2 separate regions of the Homo sapiens genome follow, and region 1 is linked to region 2. The links are chromatin contacts, found by Hi-C or POLR2A ChIA-PET in ENCODE. All regions are on one chromosome and are shown on one strand. Each heading gives the region's core, a stretch centred on a gene start or an enhancer-like site at or near the end of the contact. The rest is flanking DNA. Distances are from core to core; before and after follow the strand shown.

What was found. Hi-C counts contacts between places; a loop is a spot of excess contacts on that map. ChIA-PET counts read pairs that join two places held with the same protein, here RNA polymerase II (POLR2A). Pooled maps may share reads with other maps.
Region 1: a loop to region 2 is called in a map of Panc1, with 2.8 times the contacts of the local background. The contact joins two enhancer-like sites. A Hi-C loop is called at or near these places in 6 of 168 maps with a recorded cell type or tissue (CD4-positive, alpha-beta T cell, Caco-2, OCI-LY7 and 3 more), 1 of 37 single-sample maps with no recorded cell type and 3 of 50 pooled maps. POLR2A ChIA-PET finds 5 or more read pairs at or near these places in 4 of 52 experiments (H1, HEK293T, activated CD4-positive, alpha-beta T cell and 1 more).

The regions. Positions count from the first base shown.
Region 1 is chrX:136,689,941-136,694,518 of GRCh38, forward strand. It overlaps ARHGEF6 (Rac/Cdc42 guanine nucleotide exchange factor 6), which reads right to left. Exons shown (of 22, transcript NM_004840.3): 10 at 670-808. Among named protein-coding and RNA genes, the nearest start is that of CD40LG, 44 kb to the left of the region's middle. Within about 2 kb of position 1,276, at least 6 of the 41 ENCODE cell types and tissues checked have a DNase peak (open chromatin) inside an H3K27ac peak, as active enhancers do; they include PC-3, where a contact is called at or near this core.
Region 2 is chrX:136,524,442-136,529,469 of GRCh38, forward strand. No RefSeq gene overlaps it. Among named protein-coding and RNA genes, the nearest start is that of VGLL1, 5.3 kb to the right of the region's middle. Within about 2 kb of position 1,590, at least 8 of the 41 ENCODE cell types and tissues checked have a DNase peak (open chromatin) inside an H3K27ac peak, as active enhancers do; they include PC-3, where a contact is called at or near this core.

The DNA of each region.
Region 1 (4,578 bases), core at 26-2,525, 170 kb after region 2:
AGGCCTCATTGCAAAATCTTAGAATTTAGAAAAGATTATAGCTATGCTACAACAGTTGCAAGTAAACTGTAGGCTTATAAATAAAAATGTGGGGGGACTCTGATGTACATGCATGATGTGTAGAGAGATACCACTAATATTGTATCCATCCATTAGTCTTTAAGGAATACCAGAATCTTCCACTGTTATCCAGAGTCAGGAAGTTGAATGATGGCAGAATTCTAGAGATAAATATTCCTGTCTATAGTGAACTTGTTCTTTGTACATTCTGATGTTGTTTTGCTCTATCTCCCACAATAAAGTTGGTTAATATACCAGAAACAAAGAAGATTTCTTAGTTGGATTTTGACCAAACTACTGAGAGGGCAAAAGAAAACTCAAGTTAGCAAGTAAGCATAGACTTAAGGGAAGCCACAGGACCAAGGCTTGGAAGAGAAGAGCGAAAAGGGAGAATGATCATTAATATCTAGTAGCAAAGAGTAAGGATCTTATTTTGCTGCATAAAAAGGAAAACTAGAAGCCTGAGAAGAGGGAAGAACAGATAAAGTAAATTTTGAATCCAAGACCTTGATTCCTCTGCAAGGCCATTTTGGAGGCAAATTGGCTGCGTCCTCCAGAGCACAGGACCATACTTGGCACACGAGCTTGAAAAAGTTCACCTTCCCTTACCTCCATATGCCGTTCTAACTCTTGCAAGAGAGTAACATATTTCTCCAGTCGCATGAATGGTTTGCTGAGGTTTGTTGTTAAAATGAGGATACCTGGGCTCGATGCACCTTGATTTTCCATGAATTGTTCCAACTCATCACTAGCAAAAGAACAAATATAATTTTGTTACTGTTGAATATCTCATGTAAAGAATTATCAACCTAAAATTATTTTACTGTATTTCACACAATATAAAGCCAAATAAAAATGTGTTTTACTAGTCCAAATGCTGTTCAATTTGTTTTGGCTCAACTAAATCAGGTTTTATTAAGCTCCTTCTGTAAAATCAGCACCAGGGCTCCTTTGGTGAGCCAGACACTCATGATCCCTGGTGTCACACATTCAACAATTACTGATTGAGCATCTACTAAGTGACAGGCTCTGTTCTCTGATGGGGCTACAGCAGTGAACAAAAAAAAAAAATCCCCACCCTTAAGGAGCCTACATTCATGGGCGTGAGATATACAGTGTATCAGATGACCCAGAACTTAAAGTATAATTTAAAAAATAGATTTTCTTAATCACTTCAAACGTCCTAGTTATTGGCTGGTCAGGTGCCTAAAGATAACAATCCACAAGGTTGTATCACCCACTTGTAATGTTCTAGAATCACTTCCTGCATTTAGATACCAGCATGTTTGTATGACTAACCACAAAGTCACTTAGCCCAATATCAAAAACCAGTGAAGCAGGTTAACCAAACACTTCCATAAGGCAGTAACTTGGTGAAAAAATATATTAATATTTTATGAACTGTGTGCTGTAAATGTCTAATTCTAAGCCAGTGCTTTTTCTGCTGTTTAGCACCGTTCCAAACTGTTTACTTTCCACCAACAGGGATATTGAGTCCTGGGGCTGCAAGATCATTTTGATACATATTTAAGCAAAATATACTTAGAGGAGGAAACCTACTGCCTAAGTGACAGCTTATGTTGAAACTTCTGCTTTATTACATGGCCCTTTTACCTCTTTGGTTGGCCATGCATATCCAGTCAGTCACAAATCTTCTTGGATCTGTTCATTCCTTTCCATTCCTGCTGCCACTGCCTTAGTTCAGGATTTCAGCTCATTCCATCTGGCTCACTTCAATAGACCAACTGTTTTCCTGGCTTCCAGGCTTTTTCCAGGTCCTACAGACTACCATTTTAGCCTCACTGCTTTCCTACCCAAGAGGCTGAGTGCCTACAAGATCAAGTCTTAACTTTTTAAACTCCTACTGGCTCCACCATCTTTCTCACTACTCCCCAGCAGGAAACCCCTAGTGCAAAGTGACCTACTTATTCTCCCTAGAACACGTCTTATGCCATGGTTCCCAACTGTGGTGTGCTGCTATAAGGTGTGAAGTGTGTTCAAAAAACTTGCTATCAGTAATAAAGTACTAGGAGGCTGGAAACAGAGCGGATTGCAGGTTATCCCTGCAATCCCCACCCACACTCTCCCTTCGTGGGCTTTTCTGAGCAGGAGAGAAAAGATGGAGTTTCAGCTAATGCAACAGCAGCCTTGAGTCATGCAGTATGGCACATATGTTGGGCTGGGAATGGCTGCCTTAATGGAGTCTAGATCACATATGAGAGGTCATATCTAGCAATTGCTGCTAATCCTTTTATAAAACTTTTACAAAATTATAGAGACAGGGTTTTGCCATTTTGCCCAGGCTGGTGTCGAACTCCTGGGCTCAAGCAATCCTCCCACCTCGGCCTCCCAAAGTGCTGGGACTACAGGCATGAACCACCGCACCCAGCCTGCTGCTAATCCTTTTATCAGTTTTCGTAGTCTTGTTCCAGAAGTAGCCAAAGGGAGGGAAATGTCCTAGACTTGGAGTCATAAAAGAGAGTTGGCAACCCTGGATGAGTTGCCTGAGCCTCAACTGACTCATGCTTATAAGAGAGATAAAACCTACTTCCTAATAAAATTGCAAAGATTAAATATTGGGGGTTTTAATGCTACTATTTCATGCTAAGAATTGTACATGCATTCATTCTTGTTTAATGACAACAACATTTCAACATAGGTGTTCTCCCCATTTTACAGATGAGAAAACTGAGAGGAAGGGTGATAGTAAGTGGCTACAGTGGGATTCATACTCAGGTCTGAAGCCAAAGCCTCAGGTCTTTTTAGGATGCCATACTGGCTCTCTGCAGGACAGGATTTTGTAAACTTTAAAGTAGTCAGTGGATGCATTATTATTATTATTATCCCAAGACAAATACCTTGCTAAAATCACATCTTTAAAAACTACCAGTACCTGTGGTTTCCAACTTAATGGAAATTCAATTGATGTTCAATTGCCAACCAAGAGCATAAAGTGCATAAAGAGGTTTAAAAATTCATTGCATATAAAATATAATTAGGGAAATAACTCGGGTTTGGAGTGCATTTGAGTAGAAATGTAATTTGGAGAAAATCATTTTCCTAATTTCTTTTCAATTTAGTAAACAAGTTTTATTTTTTCTTTCAGTGACTAAATGACTGCCCGCATCCTCAACATTTTACTCTAATTGATGCAAGAGTGAAAGCAATTAAAAGCAAATGCTAATGTGTACCTTATTATTACCTTCCATGCAGCATTCTAACTTCTAGGCTTGCTAAACATCATAAAACAATTTAAATTTATTTCAGTACAACATGAGATCACTATCTTGGATTAAAACACTGGTTCTTCAGAAAAGATAATTTTACTAGGGCAACAAAAGAACAAAATTGTCCTAAAATGCCTTTTATCTATGATAAATAGATCCTAAAAGACACATTTTATTTAGCCAAATAAACATAATACACAAATTAGTATCATTATACACAAATATAATACATAAATATATATTGTTATACCAAAGAACAATCTGTCTTTTAAATGTAGAATTTTATACAGCCCATTTGAAATAGCAGTGGATTAAGACTTGCTTTTCAAGCTTAAAATGTTCTGTATATGTGACATGATACAATAGAAGCAGTTCTCAGTGTATAAATGCTGTTTAAAACAACATACATTTATTTCATAGAATGCATGGTGGATGGGGCTCTGGGATATTCTGGGTTGGACTGGAAAGCTGAAGAAAGCTATGTATACTATAATAACACTACAGAGCTTAGCCATCTCATATAGAAGTGCTTCTGTGGCATCTTTGTATAGGTTTCTAATTTGAATGATCATAACTCTACCTAGCAGAAGGTCAGAGATTCCTCCTCTCCACCTCAATTACTACCCCACCAGCCCTTCGGGGGAAATCACTGTGGTCCAAAAGGGGTGGTGAGGCAAGAGGAGCTGGCTGCCACAGCCTCTGGCCAGTGGAAAATTTCAAGAGTGCCACTCACACTGGGTAGAGTGGTTCCCTTTCTTCTCTTTTTCATTTATCCAGCCCCAGATATTAGGTGGTGTGCTTCTTTTGCTTCTTTTTTTGTCCCCACTCCTTTTTTTTTTTTTTTTGAGACAGTCTTGCTCTGTTGCCCAGGCTGAAGTGCAGTGGTGCGATCTTGGCTCACTGCAACCTCCACCTTCAGGGTTCAAGCGATTCTCTTGCCTCAGCCTCCTGGGTAGCCGGGACTACAGACGCACACCACCACATCCGGCTAATTTTTGTGCTTTTAGTAGAGATGGGGTTTCACTATATTGGCCAGGCTGGCCTGGAACTCCTGACCTCCAGTGATCCACCTGCCTCGGCCACCCAAAGTGCTGGGATTACAGGCGTGAGCCACCGCGCCCGGCCTTGTCCCTACCACTTTTTGTTTGTGATCAGTCTTACTTGCTCCCTTCTCTGGCCCTTCAAAGACAGAAAAGAACAGAACCTAGGCTCAGAATTTTTTACGTGCTCCCTGCCCCCAGAGCAAGTACACAACTTTTTGGGGGGTTTCTCAAAGTCTTCATTGCTGGCA
Region 2 (5,028 bases), core at 340-2,839:
GAATCGCTTGAACCCGGGAGGCAGAGGTTGCGGTGAGCCCAGATCGCGCCATTGCACTCCAGCCTGGGCAAAAAGAGCGAAACTCCGTCTCAAAAAAAAAAAAAAAAAAAAAAAAAAAAAAAAACAGTTTGAGATGCCTATTAGAGGAGACGTCTGGGCTGGAGATGTAAATTTGTGAGCCATAGTTACATAGAAGATACTTAAAACTTTGGGCTCGGATTGTCAAAAGAGAGATTACAGAATCAGAGGAGAGATCCCAGAACCAATCAATCCCTGAGGTAATCTGAGATTTAGGGTTTGAACAAAGGAGACTGAGAAGAAAGCTAGTGAGGTCAGAGAAAAACAGTACAAGGTGGTGCCATAAAGTGAATAAGAGAATGTTTGAAGAAGAAAGAAAACTGATCAACTCTGTTGAATGCCTCTAAGAGATTGAGTAGGATAAAGACAAAGAAGTAGGAATGGATTTAGTAACAGTGAGATGATTGGTGACTTTGACAAAAGTAGATACACTGGAAAATGGAAGTTTAATGGAGTGGGTTTAGGAGTGAATGGAAGTGAGAAGTAGAGATAGTGACCAAACATGGACAAGTTCAAGAAGTTTTGCTACAAAGGGGATCATAAAAATGAAAATAGAGATGTGGGAGGGGTGTAAGAAGCGGGAGATACATGGGCATATTTGAATGAAGATGGGAATGATCCAATAGAGATGGAAAAATTGAGGGGGGAGAGAAAGGGGATAATCAAGTTTTAAGATAGGCCTTAAACCTGATGCTTTTCCCCAATGAATAGCCAGTTGTCTCGATATCATCATTTGATTAATCCATCTGTTCCTCGGTAATTTGAAACCTCTAAAAATATGAAATTCCCATATATATTTGTACTCTATATTCTGTTCCACTGATCTTCCATGACTTGGTCTTCCAAACTGCTAAGACAGTTTTCAAGTTATTTCCATTGCTATTTATCTATTTTATTGAGTTATTTTATTTCAGCAATTATGTTTTCAATTTGTAAGAACTCTGTCTTATTCTCTGATTACTTCTTTTTCATAGCTCACCAATTTTACCCTATGAATGCAATATTATCTTTGACATCTCTCAAGATGCTAATTAGGATTTTTCAAACATATTTGCTTCTGTGTTCCACATTCACTTTTCCCTCAGAAGTCCACTGTTTTGCCTTGTCATCTTAGTGTTTCTGTATCATGCTGTCGGTTTTTCTTAAATGTCTGGTGACTGGCCATTGATACAGAGGTCTAGATTGCTATATTTTGGTAACTGGTTTGGGGTCCTCAGCAGTTATGGAGGTTACCATTCACCTGACAGGCCTCCTCTCTGAATGTGACAGAGATGTGCAGGTGAATGGTTGGGGGTGAGCCAACAGGAGGGCTCCTATTTATGAAATGTGGATTGGATAGGCACATTTGTGTTGCAGTTTGGGTAGCTAGTAGCTTAGAGGTTGGGAAAGCCTCTTATTGGGTGTATACTGCTTTAGAGGACTTAACTGCTAGACCTAGATGGCTTTTGTCTCCATATCCTTATGATGGCCTCTAAATTACCTGGGCAGTCCCACTTCACTCTCCAACCACAAAGTCCCTGGTAGGCTCCCTCTCTATGCAAAAGAAGAGCTTTATTTAGAAAGCTATTCTCACTGGCTATAGCCAGGGGTGAATACTACAGCAAGACACTGTGCACAGAGTTGGAACATGGCCCAGAAGCTTTGGCAGACCTTCGACTCACTTCTCTGCTTTCTGCTCCATGACTCACTCTAGCTTCTAGCCTCTGCAAACTCTGAGCTTTTTCTGGTGCTTCATTTGGAAGATACATGATCATTTCTCCAATATGCTTCTCCTATTTCTATGTTAGCAGGGCACGGGTTCCACATTATAATTTTCAGACATTTCCTACTATTTCAGTGAGGTCACATAACATAGCACAGACCCTAGAGGCCAGACTGCCTGGCTTGGACAAGCTATGTAACTTCTCTGTGGCTCTGTTTACTCAATTTTTAAAAATGAGATAATAATAGTACCTGCCTTATAGAACTATTTAAATGCTTTAATACATGTCAATTGCTTAGTGTATTACCTAGCCCACTGTATTTTTCTGGTCTGCTGGTGATACCTTTTCTGGCTTTCCAGCACTGCTCTAGATTATTTTCTTCTTATTTTTATATTTATTTCGGCATTTTAGTGAGAGTTTGGAACGAACATGAGATTAAATACAGTGGCTTCATTTATCTCCTTAAACTGGAAGCAAGCACTTGTATTTGAAAACATAATGGAATGAACATTCTAAGTTAGTTTTCTAACATTTTGGACTTTACCCTCTCTTGATTTACTTAGAGTAGCTGTAAGAAACCTTAGAGATCATCTAACAGAGCACCCTCACTTAAAAAAATGGGCAAAGGAATGAGAAATAACTTCCCCAAGGTTGAAAATCTATTTAGGAAAAGATCTCAGACTAGAGTCAAGATCTCTTGCCTCCTAGTGCAATTTCCCTACCACTAAAAATAAGTAAATAAATAATGGCTAACACATTTGCCAAGATTAGAAACTCCATTATATCTGCGTGCGTCCTATGTCTTTCCTCCTCTTAGAACAGTGCCTCCTTCTATTGAAAGCCAATCCTTCCACCTGAACTTTGATCCCATCCTCTCCACCTGCTTTCTCCAGAATTTTATATTATTAGTAACACTTTATTTCTGTGGTATATTCAACCTCTTGCTCTAACTGGATCCTTTCCATTGGCCTTTAATGATGTCAATACCTATCCCTTTAAGAAAAAGAAACAAAAAACTCATTTAGCCCGCCGAATCCCATCCCCAGATTCTCTTCTGTCTCTCCACTCTTCCACCTCCAAACTCCTACAAAGTACTCTCCATATTGTCAGTACCAGCTCTTCCTCTCCACTTCTCTCATCCCACTTCAATCTGCCTTTGGCTCAACACTCCAGCAAAGACTTCTCACTAAGGTCACTTATGACCTCCATGCTGCTAAATCCAACAGACATTTTTATTAGACTGTTCTACTTCTCAGCAGCATTTGGTACAGGTGATCAGTTCCTCCATCTTCAAATACATTCTTCTTTAGGCTTTAGGATTCTAGCATCCCTCTGGTTTTTTTCCTACCTCCTTGCCCATTCTTTATAAGTAATGTTTGCTGGCTCATCACTTCCATGTGGCCAGTAAATGTTGCAGTTACACAAAGCTTGGTCTTATCCCTGTTTATGTTTCACTGTCTGCTCTCTCTGGGTAAGTTATAGCCCAAGGCTTTAACAGCCATCTGTATACGGCTGGCCCCTAAATGTATATCTCTAACTCAGATCCCTCTCCTGAATAACTGACTTCTGTTATCACTCAAAATCTACATGCTCAAAATGGAAGTCTTTATTCCCTCTCCTAAACATGACACTCTTCCAGTGTTTCATATCTCCGTGAAAGGCAGACTCATCAATCAACTTATGTAACCCCCAAACCTAGGGATTATCCTGATACCCCCCCTTCCTTATGTCAAATTCAGTACCAAATGTGTCCATTTTCTCTTTTCTTTTATTATTTTCTTTTCTTTTTCCTTCCTTCTTTCCTTCCTTCCTTTCTCCTTCCCTCCCTCCCTCTCCCTCCCTCTCTCTCTCTCTCTCTCTCTCTCTCTCTCTTTCTTTCTTCCTTTTTTTGAGATAGGGTATGACTTTGTCACCCAGGCTAGAGTGCAGTGGCGTGATCATGGCTCACTACAGCCTCAAACTCCAGGGCTCAAGCAATCCTCCCACCTCAGTCTCCTGAGTAGCTGGGATTACAGGCATGAGCCACCATACTCAGCTAATTTTTTAATTTTATATTTTGTAGAGATTGAAATCTCACTATGTTGCCCAGGCTGGTCTCAAACTCCTTATCTGAAGCCATTCTCCTGCCTTGGCCTCCCAAAGTGCTGGGATTACAGGTGTGAGCCACTGCATCCAGCTAATTTTATTTTCTAAATGTCTCTTGAATCCATCCACTTCTCTCTACTTCCAACTCCTTTTCCCCAACCTCCAGATGCAGCTACTGTCGTCTCTTCCCTAGACAATGAGAACAGTTCTCTAACTGGCCTACTCACATTCACTGACTCCTTCAATCTTTTCTGCCTACTGCAGCCAGACTGGTGTTTTTCAAAATGCACATCTGATTATTTCATTCCCACTCCCACCGCTTCCCCACACTCCTCAGCACATATATCTTTAAACCCCTTTAAAGGCTTCATATTATTATTAGGAATAAGACAAAACTCTTCAACATGGCCTGCAAAGCCCTGCTTGCTTTGGCTCCTGCCTGCCTTCCCAGCTCTTCTCCCACTGGTTCCCTCTCATTGCCTCCACTCCAATCACATAGCTTCCTCTGCTCCTGTCACTCGGGTTTGCCACGCCCCTCCCATTACACTCTTCCCTCCCTTCTTTGCTTGGCTAACTCCTTGTCTTATCAGATCTGAGCTCAAGCATTACTTCCACAGAGAGGGTACCCTGTCTTCCCTGATGAAGTCAGGGATCCTTATCACAGGCTCTTCTTTTACCAGGCATTGAGTCCTCACCGTTGCAGTTGTACATTTACTTGTGTGAATACTGGGATAATTTTTCTCCCACTGCTACTTCTCATGTGTCCATTCAACAAATATTTACTGAGTCCTCACTACTTACCAGGCATTATTTTGGAAAGGGTGACAAACCGTAAACAAATAAATGTGTAATATGATACCAAGAGGTGAAAAGTGCTATGAAGAAACACGAAGTGGAGCAACAGGCCAGAGACTTTGAAAGGCTGCTACTTTGGATAGGATAGTTAGAGAAGGGGAGCTAAACACTGAGTACACATGGACACAAAGAAGGCGACAACACGCCGGGCATGGTGGCTCACGCCTGTAATCCCAGCACTTTGGGAGGCTGAGGCAGGCCGATCACGAGGTCAGGAGTTCAAGACCAGCCTAGCCAATATGGTGGAATCTTGTCTCTACTAAAAATACAAAAATTAGCTGGGCGTGGTGGCACACACCTGTAGTCC